Regions from separate parts of the Mus musculus genome. Here region 2 is linked to region 1. The links are chromatin contacts, found by POLR2A ChIA-PET in ENCODE. All regions are on one chromosome and are shown on one strand. The core of a region is the stretch at or near the end of the contact, and the rest is flanking DNA. Distances in the headings are between cores, read along the strand shown.

Region 1 (4,246 bases), core at 561-3,060:
GGCATGCAAGCAGGTAAAATACAAAAAGAAAAAAAGGAGAAAAGAAGGAGAAAGAAAGAAAAAACACTCAGAAGCAGTGCAGGACAGCTGAAACTATAAAGGTGATATCTTGTTTCAAAAAAAAAAAATTAATAAAAGGCCAGCAAGGTGGCTCAGCAGGTAAAGGGACGTGCCGCCAACACTGAGTACACGGGTAGTTTCCCCAGGAAGACGGGAAGAAAGAACAGCCCAAGAACTGAGTACTTTGTCCTCTACATATGTGAGTGCAGGAGGGTTTCGAAGATGTTTTTCCGTAACTCCACAGGGTGCGAATCTCACTCCACCCGGACTCATCCCGCATGACGGTGCCGCAGCGTGTGAGAGCATGAGAGAAGGAAACATCGAGTTCTCTCCGGGACGCCGTGCAGACTGTCCAAAGAACTGTAGCACCAAACAGACTCGAACGACCCGAGACAACACTTAGTTAGGCTCCTGAGGGCTGGATTGGAGGGGCGTGCTCGCCGATGGAAGGGGCCCCGCCCCGGAAGCCCTCTCCTCGGGCTAAGACCGGCTGCCCTTGTTCTTATATGGGCATCCGGAAGTGGTTCGCGGCGCCAACCTACGTCATTACATCCAAATTTAGCCAGGGAAGTCGGCCGGCTGCAGTGGCGGGAAGTCTGCCCGCTGGCAGGGGGTGTTTCTTAAAGGGCCTGCACAGCAAATGAAAGGGGTTATTTGAATTTTTCTCCCTTCTGCAACTAGAAGCAAGTTTTTCTTGGGAAGTGATGCAAAGTGGAACCGACTTCTTTTTTTCTTTTCTTTGTTACTGTGTGTGTGTGTGTGTGTGTGTGTGTGTGTGTGTGTGTGTGTGTGTGTGTGTGTGTGTGTGTGTGTGAGACATCGTATAGAAGTCTGTTCTCTTGTACGGCGTGGGACCGGTGGGACCGGGAATCGAACTGAGTTCGTTAGGCTTGGCAACAAGTGGCTCCACCCACTGTGCCATCTCGACCCAGATATCTGTCTTTCTTGGAGTAATTCCGTTCACGAGGGCATGAAGGCAGAAAACTGCTCTATTGACAAGGGAAGATCGCAGGCCCTATGGACATTGGGACTTCCATGCCACTGGGTTGCGGAAAACTGGGAGATCTTTAACGCTGAAAGTAAAGAGCAGTCGTGAGGTGGTGGATATCTGTGGTTACGGGGTACAGTGTCCGTGCCCACTTTCCACCCATGTCCAGAAAGGTGGAGATAGAAGGGCTGCAGGCTTTAGTTGATCCTTTCGCCATAGTATAATCATATAATCATTCGTTTAGTAAATATTGGTCAGGTGGCTGCCTATTTCTCACCTGGAAAACTGTATCTTCTATGGAGTGGAGGTGAGAGATCAGAGACATTGAATAAAAAGAGAAAGTTCAACACTGTAGTAACTGGCGTGTAGTAACTGCTTAATAAGTAGCAGCGTTTTTACTGTTCAAAAAATATTAATTAGCAGGCTGGTAGGCAAGATGAACGGTGCCCTCGGGGAATGTACCCCGGTCCCGGGTTTTCCCCACTGCAGTCAGATTACCGCCCACTATCCGTCTCGTTGGTGGGCCTCATCCTCTGGCCCGTTGGTGACTCTGAGAACCCAGAACCTAGTGTCTTAAGGTGCAGTGGGGAAGTTCTTCCTTGCAGTAGTTAAGTCCTTTTTCCTTCGAGGCGTAAATTTATCCCTATTGCTTTAAGGACTCGCTAGCCACTGTGGAAAGCCCGGATGAGGCCCTCTGGTTGGGCGTGGTGTTGCAGTGACGTCACTCTCAGTATATTAAAAGGCTCCGGCTTGCTGCCCTCGCCCGAACGTCTAGCAGAGTACCTGCTGCTGTAAGCTTGTCGTCTGGGCTGCACCGCCCGTCTTAACCCATTCTCGACTTAACTACTCTCGTCGAACAAGCATGGAAGTACAGAAAGAAGCGCAGCGCATCATGACTCTGTCGGTATGGAAGATGTACCACTCTCGCATGCAGCGAGGTGGCTTGCGACTCCACCGGAGTCTGCAGCTGTCCCTCGTTATGCGCAGCGCTCGAGAGGTCTACCTCTCAGCCAAGGTAGAAGCCCACCAGCCCGAGTTCCCGCCATCCCGCAGGGCTCTTGACCCTCGCCTGCACCCGCCGCGGGAAGCCGAAGTTGCAGTGGAAGTAGCGTCCCCCGAAGCCGTGCAGCCTCCGGAGCCCATGGATACGCAAGAGGAAGTGCTGCGAGTCCAGGAGACCCCTGCGCTCTGTGACCCGCCCCCCGCTAGAGTCAGCCGCAAGCGCCGGAGCAGCAGCGATTTGAGCGACGGTAGTGATGCCGGACTGGTACCAAGCAAGAAGGCCCGTCTAGAAGAGGTGGAGGGGGAGGCGACGTCGGAGGTTCCCGATCGCCTGCAGCTTCCTCCGGCACAAAGCGAAGGTGCCTTCCCTAACCTCGCCCGCGTCCTCCAAAGGCGCTTCTCCAGTCTCCTGAACTGTGGACCCGCCGTGCCCCCGCCGACGCCCCCCACGTGCGAGGCCAAGCCAGCCTGCCGCCCGGCCGACAATATGCTCAACGTGCTGGTGCGAGCTGTGGTGGCCTTCTGAGAGCTCTGGTGGCTTCTTTCGAGCGGCGCCACCGGAGCGGAGAACGCACACCCGAGGCGAAGGCCGGCGGGGGCCGTGAAGAAGAGCCGCGGCCCGAGCTGCCGAGAGGCCAGGGGAAGGACTGAGGAGCGAGGGGCGCGGGCGCCTTCTCCCAGACGTGCGTCCATAGGTGCTATTAAAGGACTGTCCCTTCCTTGGCTTGGAGAAGGGACACCTAGATCTTGAATCTCAGGGTCGAACTCTCTAGGGGCCAGGCTGCCCTTTCAAGGCCGTTTCACTACCATTCGCGTTTCGGCCCCTACAAGTGGGCACGCTTGTGCAAGCGGTCAGAGTTGCGTCATGGGACAGACGCGGGTGCTTCCTGTTGCCTTGCGTGGGTGTGGGGCCTGGGAGGAGGCCAGGGTGTGGACCCGCCCTAGGGACTGGGAAGTGACTTGAGTCACCTCGCCCCCACAGGCTGCTGTGGGTGAGCCTGAACTGAACCAATCAAATCTGCGATCAGAGTTGAAGTGGCTGGAGACCCCGGGACTGGTCAACCTAGATGATCGCCTGGCGTGGACCACCGCGGGACGGGTGGGCCGCTGGTCGTAGTTGCTGCCGTAGACACAGCTTCTTCGGGCAGGAAAGAAAATTTTTTTTTTACCAGCGTGTTTAAGAAAGTCTGTTTACTTTTCCCACGGTGGGTTGTTTAATTAGCAACTACCTGGAGTTTTACAATGTCAGCTAGGAAAATAAAGACCATCGGTGTAAAACGCGCGGCTTGTCTGGCTTGCTTCCCTGGTGGGGGAGGGGTGGGGTTAAGGGGTCAGCCGCTCCCTAAGCCTCCGGAACTGGTTTGACTGGGTGCGGAGCCAGAGGGAGGCCGGGCCCCATTTCTTTGCCACAAGTTTACCTGCTTAAGCTAGCCCTGTAATTTGGGAGTGCCTTAGAAATTAACAAACTCTGGGGGAATAGTGTGTGGAAAGCTTAGTTTACAATTGGGGAGGGGGGTATTGGGTGCAGTGTTTCAAGAAGAGCTGAGGAATTTTAAATGATGGCGTTTCTCCCCCTCGACCGGAATTGCGTAGGGCCCCCACGGGTAGAGTGGCGGTGACTGAACTTTGAACCTGCGTTCAGCCCCTTACACGATTTCTTTAGTGTGGCTCAGGCAGATAATTGAGTGCTAACTTAAGTTACCTGTCTATGAAATATCCCTAAGACGAGCATAATGCCTAAAGCCCTCAATGCTATCACTGGGGAGGCAGAAGTAGAAGGTTCGAGGCCATCCTGGTCTACAGAACGAGTTCCAGGACAGCCAAGGCTACACAAGAAACCCTATCTCGTAAAAAAACGAAATAAATGAACCTATAAACCGCTTCCTCAGAACACTTAGGTTTTAACAGTGTTAACGCTGGTGTTTCACGTTTAATTCAACGGGGTTTCGTGGGTAGACCAGCTCAAGAAACAGCAAGTCCCTAAATGTTTTTTGGTTTTTTAAATCGGGCAGGGTGCTGCGCACCTTTAAATCCCAGAAAGAGGAAAGCAGAGGCACGTGGCTCTCCAAGAAGCCAGGCTACTTTCCCATCCAGCTGCGGGTTATCCAACCAGAGAGAATTTCTCTCACTTTGGTTTCCGACATGCTTTAGGCATAACCTGGGAACGAGGGTAGGAGGGAGCTCCAGGCTCTAAGG
Region 2 (4,246 bases), core at 554-3,053, 79 kb before region 1:
GTATTGAGAGTACCTCACTCTGGCTGCCCTTTGGTTGGACTGTGGACTCAGGACCTGGGCAGGGCCTCCAGAGCCTCTGATGGTATATTTCCCTGCAGCTTCAAGGCCTGTTTCTGTTGCTGAGGCTGGCACCCGGTGGGGGGGTGATTCTTTCCCTCAGGGATAGGGCTACATCCGCCTGCCCCATCTCTGTCTCTGCACGTGTGTTCCCCTGCTGGCACCTATCCTATCCTACTTGGTAACAGCATGGCAGCCTCCTTGGGTAGGCTGTGTGTGTGTGTGCGCGCGCGTGTGTAGGGGGGTAGCCTAACTTTGGAAGTAGAACGCATTGGAATATAGGCAGATGCACACTCTTCAGTCACCAGTCACTGTGGTACATGGTCACGACAGATACTGTCCTAATGAAGTCCTAGATCTCTCTCTGCCCTGGGTCTCCTCCTCCCTTGTTAAAAAATGTTCATAATTTGGAAAGAAAGGGAACTTTTTACAAGCTGGCGGATCTAGAGAACTTTCCATCAGTTTTTTCTGGCCTCGTGATGGGTGGGGCCCTTTTTTCCTTCCCTGTTCTCTCCTGCTCTTCTCATAATCTCCCCTCCCCCTCCCTTCAGAGCGCGAGCGTGCACGTGCGCGCACACACACACACACACACACCCCTACCCCTACTTACCTACCTACCTTAAGGAGACCTCTAACAACCACCGTTCCAGAAAAGCTATTGGGGGTTGAGGACCTGTCTGTATCCTCCTGGGCCAGATCCAGGCTCGCCACCCCTCCCCCAGAGGCTGTTCCACTGCAGGCCTAGAATCTCCCAAGCTTTACAGAGCCTGTGCCAAGTAAGACCCAGGCCCAAAGTCTGCTCACCCTCCCCTGAGAGCCTGCCGTACTCCTGCTGGGCGGGGGTCCCCTGGGTCCAACACTGCCAGGGAGGGAGCGAGTGCTGAGCTCACTGCCTCGGCATCTGCCCTCCCCCCCACCTCTGGTGTGAGGGCCAGCCGTACTCCCGCCAGCGCCTCGCTCCCTAATAGCTTTTTAAGTCCAACCACATGTGTCTGAGGAGCAGAGCGGTGCCGCCCCTCCTGCCTCAGCGCTCCCCCTGGCTCCGTGAGACCACCCTCCACTTACAGCGCCTGGGGCCGGGAAAGGGATCTGGCTCCCAGGCCCACCTGAACAAGACAGGCTGGTGCCCGGCCTGAGAGTAACTCCGGAGGGTCACGTGAGGGCAGTGTTCTGATCCCGGGTCCGGGGTCCCTTTCCCCCTGAGCTGCCTGAGATCTTGTTTATGTGTATGCCTCAGTGCTAGGGCCTTGTGCCAGCGCTGCTCTCCTTGAACCTAGCCCCACTGGGGTGACCCCACAGTCGCCTCTCTGACTCAGTACACGTGCGGTTCCCTGTGCGTGTGAGTGGTCTATCGGGAGGCCTGTGGGGTGCGGTTTCGCAGAAGGGGAGTAAGGGCTGGGAACAGACCAAGCGAGCAGGCCTGGGGTCCTAATGAGAAAATTGCTTCCAGCCAGCGAGCCCTGCTCTGCGGCTGAAATTGCATCCAGCCCCAGCCAGCTTGAGCTAAAGAAGACCCCGCCCTTTGGCAAGGGTTTGGAGCAGCCTGTGTACAGCTCATTCTGCCTACCCTTGCCCCATGCACCTAAACGGAGGCACCTTAGTCCCCAGTTGCTTGGGCAGGGCTAGATTCTGGACCCAACCATCCTCATCTCAGGAGGTAGAGGAGTTCTGAGAGCTCCTCCCCGCTGCCACACAGGTCTGCTGCAGTTATAGACCCACTGTGTGCAGAGGGCTCAGAGCAAGGCCACCTGCCAAGTGGCGTTTGGCTTACAGAGAAAGGCTCTCTAAGGAGCCTTGGTTCTCCATCAGCCCAGGTACAAATCTGCCTGTGTGGCATCCTGTCTTCCAGGCTGCCTCATTTGGAACTCAGCCTCCTTGGGAGCTCAAAGCAGGACCCTTCTGCACTTCCAGAGCTCAGTACCCTAGCCCTAGGCAGGACAACCCAGTGGGTGAAAGGCTGATTTAGCTTGCTTGCTTTTCTCTTCCTTCCCTCACGCAGTTCTGGTCTCTGAACAGAACTAGCTGCAGAATTTGTGGGACTCAAAGCAAAATGAAAACGCTGGGCCTCTTGTTCAAGTTAAAGATGTCAAGATAGTGATGTCAGAAACCAAGGCCACAAAAGCAGCTCGTGGCAGCTCAGTTTCCGAGGAGAGTTGGTACCGCACATAGACTGCTGGCTTGGAACACTGGCTCTTCCTGATTGGACCAGAAGGTCCCTTACCGGTGATGAGGGAGACTTGTGGACTCTGGGGCCTACAGGTGGGAATCTCTTCCTGCCTTCAGGCTTTGTCATCTGCTGATGCAGCCTCCCACCCCAATGTTTGGCTATCCTGCTTGATGGCTTTTAGAGGTGTGGCTGGAGAGGAGGAGGAGAACCAGCTACATACTCCATGCTGTCAGGGGAAGACTGCCCTGGTCGCTCTGGAGAAGCAGAGATGGAGAATCACAGCCCTGGGCCTGGGTAGCCCTAAGTGGAACCTGTTGGGCCAAAGGTGGTTCAGGTTGTCCTGTCCCTCTGGGTGGAGCCCTCCCTGTAGCCACAAGTTCCAAAAACTGTGGAGGAGAAGGGAGCTAGCAGGAGTGCTCAAGGAAGAAGGCAGGAGGAAGGAAGCAACCCCATTGTCATCCCTAAATTACTGGCTGGGATGGCAGGGGAGGAGGCGGAAAGCCGACATTGTTTACTTAATTAAAAGTAAACAACAATTTGCCGCTGCCAGCCTCCCATTAGCTGTGTGTGGAGCCCTAGAGCAAAACGGAGACTGACTTTAGGCTTTCGCTCCCACCAAGCTGACATCCCCAGCCTTGGCTTTTCCCTGATAAAGCCCTTCCCGCCTAGATCCCTTTCCACTCAGGCTCAGGAGGGAAGATGAACCAAAAACTTTCAGGAGTATCCCACAGGATGTGGGTCAGAATATATGTATTGAGACACCACTGTTTCAGGATGCGGTGGGGGCTCTAGTCTGCTCCTGTAGACTGCTCCCTGCTAGATATCAGTCAGGCCAGGTTGTGTCAGCTAGGGTGAAGCAGAGGCTTTTCCTCCCAGCCAGATGTTGTTCCCTGAGAAAAGGGCGGAGTCTCATGACCTAAGGGCCTAGTCCATACTACCTGGAGGCCAGGGCCTTCTCTACCCACCTCCCACATTTCCCTTTTAGCAGCTTATAAGCTTCCATCTTTTTGGCTCTGCTCCCAGAAGGGGCTGCTCAGGGCTCCCGGAGGGCTAAGGAGAAAGTCAGGCTTCTTGGGGGCTGTAAGAGAGGGGCTGCTGGACACATGCCCTCTCCTCCAGGTCAAGAGAGCTTCATGTAACACACACACACACACACACACACACACACACACACACACACACACACTGGGGAACTCCTTTAAATAGGGATGGTGAGTGTAAAAGGTTGTGGGGCACTTCTGCTGGCCTCTGGGGCCTTGGCAGACCATCTTTTCAAGGTCTGTCTCCACTTCTCCTGTAGAGCCTGTCACAGTGATGGAGAATGCAGGTTTCAGTCAGTCTGGATCTTGCTCAGGCATGACCTCAGAGTCAGGTCACCTGCTGAGAGAAAGTCACAAAGGCATAGGAGCGCATGTTACACGCCAAGGACCTTGTCCTTTATAGAACACTCTCAAGCCTTTGGGGACCAAGTGACCAGGTGGGGTTGTAGCTCAGAAAAGGAGCTGGCCAAGAGTGTGCAGTCAAAGGGGCAAATGTGAGAGAGGAGGCCCTATTAGTGCATGCCTGAAGCTGCAGGATTCAACTACTGCTCTAAGTGAGCCAGTCCTGGCCCCTGTGAACCTTTGTAATTGTACAGACATTTTGGTTGGGGCTAACAGGAGGCTTAGCACCAAATGAGCAGAGGCCTGGGATGCTGTCTGACCCACAGAACATGGACAGTCCCTGCACTGCATCCCAGACAGTGTCCTGGTCTCCGGGTCCACAGTATGAGGGTTAAGAAGAAATGTGTCTTTTCAAGATTTCAGTTCTTTCTTCATTCCCTTTGCCCCTCTGGGTTCAGGACACACACACACACACACACACACACACACACACACACACACACACACACACACACAGATCTCAGGATTCACACACATCAGGACATTCACAGGCACTGGCACACAGAACAATCTGGGAAGTTGGTCCTGCACTTAATTGAATTAAGGGGCTGGGTTTGGCAGGACATTGTGTATCTGAGCT

What was found. ChIA-PET counts read pairs that join two places held with the same protein, here RNA polymerase II (POLR2A).
Region 2: POLR2A ChIA-PET joins it to region 1 with 13 read pairs in embryonic stem cell. The contact joins the enhancer-like site here to the promoter of Ier2 in region 1. POLR2A ChIA-PET finds 5 or more read pairs at or near these places in 3 of 5 experiments (Patski and embryonic stem cell).

What each region holds. Positions count from the first base shown.
Region 1 is chr8:84,660,416-84,664,661 of GRCm38, reverse strand. It overlaps Ier2 (immediate early response 2), which reads left to right and starts at 1,810. Exons shown (of 1, transcript NM_010499.4): 1 at 1,810-3,331. The coding sequence starts at 1,911. The coding sequence ends at 2,576.
Region 2 is chr8:84,739,573-84,743,818 of GRCm38, reverse strand. The region is part of intron 2 of Nfix (nuclear factor I/X); the gene reads left to right. Among named protein-coding and RNA genes, the nearest start is that of G430095P16Rik, 19 kb to the right of the region's middle. RefSeq lists an enhancer at 1-1,958. Within about 2 kb of position 1,803, at least 1 of the 3 ENCODE cell types and tissues checked has a DNase peak (open chromatin) inside an H3K27ac peak, as active enhancers do.